2 separate regions of the Homo sapiens genome follow, and region 2 is linked to region 1. A link is an interaction called in ENCODE POLR2A ChIA-PET data of the cell type or tissue named here. Cell type or tissue: A673. All regions are shown on one strand. Each heading gives the region's core, and the rest is flanking DNA. Links, peaks and the distances in the headings are about the cores only.

Region 1 (4,000 bases), core at 1-4,000:
GCTCCAAGATGGCTCACAGGAAAAAAAAAAAAATCATAGTATTACTAGGCTAATGGGCATTTTTGACTCCTTAAGAGTTACTTGGCTCAGTCTGCTGGTTGAGCCTTTAGGATTTGTTGATTGTAGCGTGTGGGCATCTTCCTCTACTTCTCCAGAGGTAAGCCATTATCCCCCATTCTAATTTAATCATTCCTCCTCTTCTGTTCCATAATAATTAGGAGAGACTTCCTTATATGGGGAAGTTTCCCATACATTCCTTTTGCTTCTCTAGTTAAAAACTTCCAGGGCACCATATCTCCTACACTTTAGAGTTTGATTCCCTTAGTGTGGTGTTCAAGCCCTTTATCCCCTGGGCCTCAGCTTGTTTTTCAAGTCTCATCTCCCATCACTACTGTCCTTCTACCAACCTTGGTGCCTTGCTTTATAGAAGATCTCTCAATTCCATATACAGGCTTTTGTCATTCAAGTACTGTGCCTTGGCATATACTATTCCTTCCTCCCATCCCTGCTTCATCAGTCCATCCCTTTGTCTGTCAGTGCTATCAGGGAAATACAGGGTTTTACAGGAACATGTAGGAGTAGTACCTCAGCATAGATTTGAGGACTAATCAGAGAAGACTTCTTGGAAGAGGCAGTTAGGCAGAACACTGATGTATGTTTAGAGTTGAAAAAATTGGGTGGAGGAGTGGATAAAAGAGAGATGTGTGTTCCAGATAAAGGAACCATACTTGTGAAGACTTGGGCGAAAAGAAAAAACAAAACAGAAGTAAACCGTAGGGCCCTTTTGAGGAACTGAATGAAGTTCACTGTAGCTGGAGCAGAGAGCACCAGGTCAGGAAGTGATCTGGTGAGCCATGCTAAGAAATTTGACCATGTATTTAGGGTAATGGGAAGCCATCAAACTATTTTAAATATGTTAGTGGTTTAATATGATTTTAAAAGGTCGCTTGTCAAATGGAGAATGGAGTTTAGTGGGACATGGGCAGGAGCAGAAGCAAAGCAACCCATTGTGGGGATATGAAGTAAGTAGTGCATGGGAGAGCTGAAGAGAATCCAGTGGGCTCTGGATGATTTTTTTTTTTTTGTAAACAATGAGAAAAGATAGGTAGGTTGGATGCATGAAACAGAAGACTCAAGAACAATTCTTAATCATTGGTTTTGTCACTGGGAGATGCTGAAAGATGGGAAAGACTGAGAGTGGTACAAGTTCCTTTTTGAGTAGTCCAGGTTTGAAATGCCTGTGAAAATCCTGGCAAGTGGAGATGTTAAGTGGGCAATTGGTTCTCTAAGTCTAGAGTTCATTGGGGAAGGTCTGGGCTTAAGACACAATTTATTCAGTAGAAAATGAATCACAGTTGTGCATGAGATTTCCCAACAGATGAGAGTGCTCAGGAACTTGAACTACGTAGCAACTTAGTGGGAACTAAGTAGCAGAGAAGGCTTAGTAAGGAGGTTGAGATGGAGCTGATAAAGAAGCTGACAAAACCCAGGAGAGTGCTCTCTTGGCCAAGGGAAGAGCAGGTGGGGAGAAGAGGTTCAGAACATCAAATGCTGTTAAACTGTGGATTCAGTCACCTCTTCCGTGAAACCTCCTCTCTTACCCTCAGGCAGTAATGGTCTCCCATTTCTCAAAGATACAACCTTTTATTATGGCATTTAAATTGTTTTTGTTTTTATCTTCCTTACAAGATTCTGTCATTGGACAGCTGATTATGAGCTAGCAGACACAGTAGAAATTCAATCAATTAATACATTAAATAATTTATAGAAGAATGATTATTGGCCTCTGCCACCAAGAAATGGTTATGTCTTCTTAGTGATTTGCCTGCTTTTTGTCTCCCTGGATTTAGGATGTAGTTTTGAAAATAACATTGACGTTCCTTCATAGACGTTCGTACAGTTTTCAGTATTCACAATGGCAGAAGTATGATATTTCGACTGTGCCCTATTTTTATGCTGGGCAAGGACCTCAAGAACAAAACTCCTGTGACCTTACATAGGGGTCTTACACTGAAGGAGTATGGGAAATAGCAACTCTTGTAAAAATAAGCTGGTCAGTGGGTGGTAGGTAAGCTGAGGGAAAAGATTTATGAGCAACATCCTGTTCTGGGATCACTGCTGGGGACGGAAGAGGGGGAGAAACTGCTATATAAATCACGAAGGCAGCTCAGGAAATAAAGTCTGCCATTGGAGGGTCTCAGGGGGACCCTTCTTGGATATCTTTTGCATAACACATGGGTGAAGGAGAATCAACAGGTGTCACTTTTCTCAGCCCATGTGGGGGGTTGGTGCTGGGTTGGGATAATTCATCTTTCATAAGGGAAAAAAGGAGCAGAAGATGACAGAGTGAGATGGCACAGTGGGCCCCAGAGTCATCTCTAGTTTTGTAATTGCTTGCTGGATTGTGAAGAAAAAAGGAGAGAGAAGGGGCCATTTTGTAGGAGCAGAAGATTGTGTTCATTGGTCTTAGGTCTCACGTGGTAGCCTCTCCACGGAGCGCCTCCTTGTTCCTTCAGGAATCTGCATCAGCTTCTGCTCAGTTCAGGATGTGTAGGTGACATCCTGTCTTGACCAGAGGGTGCATTTGGCTTGAGACTTTTTTTCTTTTCAAATGAAAGACAGTTGAGTCCAGGCGTGGTGGCTCACGCCTGTAATCCCAGCACTTTGGGAGGCTGAGGCAGGCGGATCATGAGGTCAGGAGATCAAGACCCATCCTGGCTAACATGGTGAAACCTTGTCTCTACTAAAAACACAAAAAATTAGCTTGGCGTGGTGGCACGTGCCTGTAGTCCCAGCTACTCAGGAGGCTGAGGCAGGAGAATTGCTTGAACCCAGGAGGCAGAGGTTGCAGTGAGCTGAGATTGTGCCACTGCACTCCAGCCTGGGCAACAGAGCGAGCTTCCATCTCAAAAACAGAACAAAACAAAAAACAGTTGAATCGGTTTATCAATAGGGGATTAGATTCTATGTTATGATGTACCTACAAAATAGAAATGAAATAGTTGTTAAAAAAAAAAAGGGTAAGATAGGCCCGGCGTGGTGGCTCACGCCTGTAATCCCAGCACTTAGGGAGGCCGAGGCAGGCGGATCACGAGGTCGGGAGATCGAGACCATCCTGGCTAACACGGTGAAACCCCGTCTCTACTAACAATACAAAAAATGAGCTGGGCGCCGGGGCGGGTGCCTATAGTCCCAGCTACTCGGGAGGCTGAGGCGGAAGAATGGCGTGAACCCGGGAGGCGGAGCTTGCAGTGAGCCGAGATAGCACCACTGCACTCTGGCCTGGGCGGAAGAGCGAGACTCCGTCTCAAAAAAAAAAAAAAAAAAGGTAAGATAGTTTATATGTGCATCAAGATTGCATGATATAGTATACAAATTACAGAACAGAATCAAAGATATCTTATTTTTGTGGGTAGGAAGCTAGAGCTATATCTACCTAGATAAACACATTCATAGAACAGGTCTGAAAGGGGGTGCACCAACTCCAGCAACATGAATCTTTTGGGGGAATATAATTATTTAGTTTTTTTAATGTTATAACTTTTAAAAAATTATACGTGGAAGGGTAATATTTGTTGTTTGTTCTTTTCCCATAATGTGCATATATCAATTTTATAGTTTAAGATATTAAAGTGGGCCAGGCATAGTGGCTCACACTTGTAATCCCAGCACTTTGGGAAGCCAAGGCAGCAGGATTGCTTGAGGTGAAGAGTTCCAGACCAGCGTGGGTAACATGGCAAGGCAAGACCTCGTCTCTACAACAACAACAACAAAGATACTAAAGTGGAAACACTTCCTAGAATGTTATTTGAAAAAATGAAGGAATGAGTCCCCATCCTGCTACCTCCTTAAGAAGATAAAAATGTTGCTCCTTTACTTAAGGGTACATATTTTTATTTTTAGTTAAAAATATTTGGAGCGCTTGTTGCATTCTAGGTATTGTTCTATGTAGGGAGGATGCAGTAGCAAAACAAGACAAAGGAGATCCTGCTTTCCTGGA
Region 2 (6,375 bases), core at 945-4,944, 350 kb after region 1:
ACATATTGCATACTTATTAAGTACTGTGAGACAACGTAGCAAATGTAAGAAGCCACGTTTACTCACTTCTGGTTGTCAGCATAATTTCACAAAGTCCCTGACTCTGTGACAATGTGCAGCTCTCTGGAAAGATGCTTTGAAGACAATACAGGATAGAGCACATGGCCCCCACTATCAGAACAGTTCAACTGAACCTCTCTAAAGGGCTGCTCTCAGGCTATAGGCCTCCGACTGTAGTCTTCAGTAAGGCTTCTAAATAAAATTAACACCTTTAATTCTTTTTTTTTTTTTTTTTTTTTTTTTTTTTGAGACGGAGTCTCGCTCTGTCGCCCAGGCTGGAGTGCAGTGGCGCGATCTCGGCTCACTGCAAGCTCCGCCTCCCGGGTTCACGCCATTCTCCTGCCTCAGCCTCCCGCGCAGCTGGGACTACAGGCGCCCGCCACCACGCCCGGCTAATTTTTTTGTGTTTTTTAGTAGAGACGGGGTTTCACTGTGTTAGCCAGGATGACCTTTAATTCTTTAAAAACTTATTTTTTTGGCCGGGCATGGTGGCTCACTCCTGTAATCCCAGCATTTTAGGAGGCCAAGGCAGGTAGGACACCTGAGGTCAGGAGTTTGAGACCAGCCTGGCCAACATGGTGAAACCCCGTCTCTACTAAAAATACAAAAATTAGCCAGGCGTGGTGGTGGGCGCCTGTAATCCAAATACTCAGGAGGCTGAGGAAGGAGAATTGCTTGAACCCAGAAAGGCGGAGGTTGCGGTGAGCTGAGATCGCGCCACTGTACTCCAGCCTGGGTGACAGAGTGAGACTCTGTCTCAAAAAAAACAAAAATAAAAACAAAAACTTTTTTTTTTCTTTAGTCAACAGTACCTATGGTCTAACACCATGAAGGACTCCAGTGGCAGGGAGTGATTCCAGCTGCAGAGACCACATAGCTAACTCAGGCTGTAAGAGTCAGTATCCTCAAATGAGGCGGCACTCAACAGAGAATTGTTTAGTTCTTTTGAATGAATATATTTAGGATTAATTCCCTTCCAGTAAAAAATTGGTTTCGAATCATTAAGCTTAGTATATTTTGTTAACCTGCAGCAGAATATATACTAGGATTAGAAAAATTTGTTAAGCAGATGGCTTAATTTTCGGGTTCTTATCCACACCTTCCTGCTTTTTTCTTCTCCTTTCAGGACTAATTTTTCTTCTCTTGTGGTCTCAAATCCTGTCTCACCAGAGACAAGAGTTCTTGCAGAAATTCACCTTGACTAAGGAGCTAGATACTCAATTTATTTGCTGGTCCTTGGAACATTTGCATTTTAAAGACAGGGTGGTAACGGTGATCAAATGTATGTGCTTTCTCCCGGACACAAATAAATATCCCAGTTCATCGGTGGCTGATCATTCCTGCTAGTCCCTAATGTGTTTTCCCCCTTTATTCCTTTAATTTCAAGATAATAATAATAATAAGAAAAATTATTTTTCCTTCTTCATTTTCTTCTATTAGTTGGCCTGCCTAAACATTTCTCATTAGTTTTCATATCAATTTATCATACCACATACCCATTCTAACTTGATTTTGACCTTACCTTGTGCTTGGATTTTTGGTGAACCCAGTATTCACAAAAACTGGGCAGAGACATGAGGTTTTGATACCAGTTTTTCCCAAGGCCTGAAGTTCTGATGTCAGACCTCTGTGAAAGCCAACAGCGGCAAATTTGCTGGAACTGTAAGAGAATTATTAAGCATTGTTAGCTAAGGGAGAGTGAAACCAATCCTCAGCTTTCTGTGAGAAGGCGGTATCATTTGGCTTAAGAACAAGTGGAAGCCAAAAATCAGCCACTTGTGATTTTTCTGAGAGTATAAATGGCAATTCATTTTCATTTTCTTACATGATTAAGCAGAATTGTGAACGTATCTCATTTCTTAAACAACAATGATAACAAAAGAACAAAAATAACTCTATTGATTGGCTTAATGTTCAGTTTTCCATCCTACATGTAAGGTTTTTCCATTGAATCTTCAAACTGTTTTCTAATCAGTTTTTATTGCTGCTTTTATTTTGAAAAATATGAATCAGGAAAAATACATTTAGAAATTCTACAAAACTGGTATCTGTGTTGACAGACTTCTGTAGGACTCTGCTCATTTCTCCTCTCTCTCTCAATAACTGAGTTATTCTCTTGACAATGGTTGATAGTTTTTCTCTTGACAATGGTTGCCACTTTGGCCTCTTAATTTTATTATGAGGATCTGGAGAAGAGTTTACAGGAAAGGATATTTGGCAAATACAGCAGTACATCCTTAACGCCTCTCACCTCCTTCCCTTTATGTCTTTGGTGGTGCATGGAGTGTGGTATCTGCAACTTTTAGTCAGGTAGAGTCGTTTTCTCTCTCTCTCTCTCTCTCACACACACACACACACACACACACACACTTTCATGGCACAAGCACACTGTAAAATGTTTTGATCCAGGGACCACTCTGATTGTCTTATCTTGGGCACCAAGGCCATGACATAGACATGTGTTCATTTTAGCTTCTGTAGGTTTTGCTTCTCAGTCTGTGGGGTTTCTGTTTCTTATTCCAGGAAACAATGGAAACATGCTTGGCATTACTGTTTTCTCTCATTGTTCTACAGAGGAGTTTGCAGAAATCTAAAAATATCTTAAATATAATTACAACCTGGTTTCATTGTTTTAGAAAAAGTCATTTAAAAAATCATTCTAAACTACTATAAATTTAAATTCTGTAAATCCAAATCACTCTGCTCTCAGCATTGTAATCTTGAGGCAGGAGAACAGGGTCTGGAGGCAGGGAACATAAGGCCGATTCATGCTGACTTCCTAGAACTAAATCAAATGGAAACACTCCAGCTATGACAGGAAATATCCTCTCCATTTACATATGGTGTACACTGAGTAAACGACTCTGTAACTTTAATTCATCCTCTTCATTTACATAGGGCGTACACCAAGTAACCAGTGGAAACCTCTAGGGGGTATTTAAACCCCAGAAAATTCTGTAATTGGCTCTTGAGCCCCTGTGCTTGGGCCCACTCCCACCCTGTAAAGCGTACTTTCATTTTCAATAAATCTCTGCTTTTGTTGCTTCATTCTTTCCTGGCTTTGTTGGTGAGTTTTGTCCAATTCTTTGTTCAAGATGCCAAGAACCAGGACTCTCCAGTGGTAACAATTTGAAGTGTAATGCTCCCTTCAAAGTATAAAAATATATAACATGGCTGGCATGTGATACTTACCAATATGGGATGAGGTAAGGAATCCCTTCGTGGCCGCACACTGAAGCCACTGTGACGATGTGGCCATGATTTCTCTCCATCATCGATGGAAGAAGTGCTTTTGTGATCTTAAGGATCATTGCAGAAAGAAGAAAGACAATGACATAGACGTTAGGTTTCCAAATCAGGTAGTTTTATTTTTGTTAAGACAGAAAGGCATTTGAGAGAACTTATACAATGAAATAAAATACTTCCAAGCATTCCATGATTAATTCTTTACAAATGATAGAAATAAAGATACAAATTTATTGGTATGGTAAGCCCCATGCCAACACTAATCTCAGTACTCCCCCTCCTTCCCTTCAGAAGGAATCAAATAGATCCTTTTTTGGATATGTCATCTAAACAATATTAAGGGAAAAATTCAGAGTTTTCAGAACTAAAATTATTCCTTATGATAATTTGGTGTCATATAATTTTTTGGTTTGGGGCTTTATCATTCTAATTAAAAGAGTGAAATCTTGTGTAACTGTATTAAGACAGTTGAGTAGTGTAAGCTGAGAGTTCTACACCACACTAATGAATCATGATTGAATTCACTATCTCCCTATTTGTAATATTGTATATTATATGTTGATGTTACAGAAAACAAGTCTTTCTTTTTTTCCAAAAACCTCTTTTGTGAGAAACATCAATAAAATTTTATAAGAATTTAATAAATCCTATGCAAATTCATAGAACTAGAACTCCCAACCCAAGCTACCTCCAAATTCCCAACCCATAGAAACTGTGAGAGGATAGTGAACATACATTGTTGCTTTAAACCACTAAGTTTTGTATAATTTGTTATGCAGCTATAGGTAGCTAATGTATGAGGTCTCCGTGTAGTTTGGTGGGCATGGGAGCCAATTCACATATGTGAAGAGCTGGTAAAGGTAAGGGGGACACATCTCTTTTTTTTCTTCTTTCTTCTAGAATCCAGATCTGCCCTAGATTCTACACTAATATTGAGGCACTGGAAGATTAATCATAAAAATTTCTATACAAAGGCAGTTGAAGTTGATATTTCCATCTCCCACAAAACTAACCAATTATATGAGGTCTGTATAGCTGCATTTCTCAGTTCCAGCACCCCATGGATCTAGAACACTTGCCTCAGAGTCTCGTCCAAAAGTGTCCTCGATCCTATATACATCCAAGTAATTACTTCTGATGTCCTTTCCATTCTAAAATTCCACAAAATGAGGACACATTACAAAATCATGGTGTGGAGGGAAAAAAATGAAGTCACAAGTGACAGCATTGAAAAGATGTACACTGACAACCCTTAACAAACCTCCACAAACATTTGTTGAGCTCCTGGTACATGCCAAGCTTTGTGTCAGATACTGGTGGACAAGACAGACCAAGTAGCTTACATTCTGGTGTGTTGTGTCCACTTGAATTCTGTGTCCTTGTGTCAGAGACTCTGTGGCTCTTCTACTCAAACAAATTTAATGATTCTTGATTAAGGCAAAGATCTGGCCAGTTTCCTGTCCAGAAGTATGTGAACTCCGTTATAAGTTTCATGTATCTTAAGAGAAGGTGCACAAATCAGAAATGTTTCTGACTCACACTCACCCAAAAATGTCCTAGGATGTTGACCTCAAATGTCTTGGTAATCTCTTCATCCTTGGTGCTGAGAAGATCGGCTGGATATACTGTCCCAGCATTATTCACCACGATTGTTACATCACCCACTTCTTTCTTCACCTTTTGAAATTGAAAGAACACTTTCACTGGGTGTATTATTCAAACTCAAAGTTTTGGGACCAATATAATCCAAAGATGAGAGTCTTTCTTCTATTGTATGAGGTCTCTCAGAGTTCAGGCAAGACAGACTGTTGAGCTCAAATCGTGGAGGCCAAGGGAACACTGTCATAAAGGTGGGATAAACTGTTCTTTTAACATCTAAATTTCAGTACCCAGCACATCATGTTTTGCAAGTTTATCAGTAAAGTGAAATTAACATTTATGTTGATAAATTCCTATATAAATTCTGACCAAATATTTTTAAAGTGTTCATTTTTTAAAAATGTGTTTTTCTTTAAACTTTTTTTTTTTTTTTTTTTTTTTTTTTTAGAGATAGGGTCTCACTATGTTGCCTGGGCTGGTCTTGAACTCTTGGTCTCATGTGATCCTTCCACCTTGGCCTCACAAAGTGCTGGGATTACATGTGTGAACCACCGCACCTGGTCTAAAGTGCTGGTTGAGAAATCCTGGTTTCATAACCTAATAACTACATGACCTGGGTCTGGCTTAACCTCTCTGAGTCATAATTTGCTTATCTGTAAAATGAAGTTTACAGAGTTATTGTAGGGATTGAATTAAAAAATGTAAAGTTTGTTAGAGTGCTTAGTTCATTGTGATTATTTGGTATTTACTCTTTTAAAATAATTGTGATAATAATTATTAATATTACATTTTCTACAGAAGACTACATTAACACCAAAATAAAATCTCACAAGGGAAATAATTAAAGAGAAGCTGGAATTACTGCAAAGTTAATAGGACTAAAACAAAACTAGGAAGTGATCCATATTCCCTGATGATAAATCTTTTGTCAGTCACTCTGTGCCACTGCTCACACTTCTGATCAGAATGAAATTGATTAATAATATGAACAATAATAATGGGCAGAGCTGAGTGGATTACATACAAGAAAAAAAGTATATATCCTTCCTTGGTGACATAACTACTTCAGTTAGCAGCTAAAATCCAATTTAAATCAGGCAGTCATAAAGACCTTTCTCATTTTCCACGTCAGCGTCCTAGGAAACAAAATAATCTGAAGAAATTTGTGAACCTGCAGTCTCACCTGATTTAGAGAGCGATAGATCTCTTCTCTGTTGCTGCAGTCTACCACATACGCATGCGCAGTGACGCCTAGTTTTCGGCACTCAGCTGCAGTTTCCTCCACACCGCGCTGTAATTAGGAAGAAACAAATTCCGAAAAAAGTGGAGGAGAAGACATTGGAGAAGAAAAATTTTTAGACAATTAACATTCGGCTAGGCGCGGTGGCTCACGCCTGTAATCCCAGCACTTTGGTTGGCCGAGGAGGGCGGATCACGAGGTCAGGAGTTCAAGACCAGCCTGGCCAACAT

What was found. Peaks named below come from ENCODE experiments on the same cell type or tissue, not always from the same donor. Only the 100,000 strongest peaks of a DNase experiment are listed, where the experiment ranks them.
Region 2: POLR2A ChIA-PET joins it to region 1 with 7 read pairs; 1 of 35 experiments calls an interaction of 5 or more read pairs at or near these places.

What each region holds. Positions count from the first base shown.
Region 1 is chr4:86,966,571-86,970,570 of GRCh38, forward strand. The region is part of intron 2 of AFF1 (ALF transcription elongation factor 1); the gene reads left to right. Among named protein-coding and RNA genes, the nearest start is that of AFF1, 34 kb to the left of the region's middle. In A673, for the core only: no CTCF peak of the experiment used is centred there; DNase peaks (open chromatin) are centred at 1,371 and 2,221; H3K27ac peaks cover 4,000 bases.
Region 2 is chr4:87,312,241-87,318,615 of GRCh38, forward strand. It overlaps HSD17B13 (hydroxysteroid 17-beta dehydrogenase 13), which reads right to left. Exons shown (of 7, transcript NM_178135.5): 2 at 6,089-6,196; 3 at 4,852-4,983; 4 at 3,253-3,359; 5 at 1,583-1,720. Among named protein-coding and RNA genes, the nearest start is that of HSD17B13, 7.5 kb to the right of the region's middle. RefSeq lists an enhancer at 5,337-5,631. In A673, for the core only: no CTCF peak of the experiment used is centred there; no DNase peak of the experiment used is centred there; H3K27ac peaks cover 323 bases.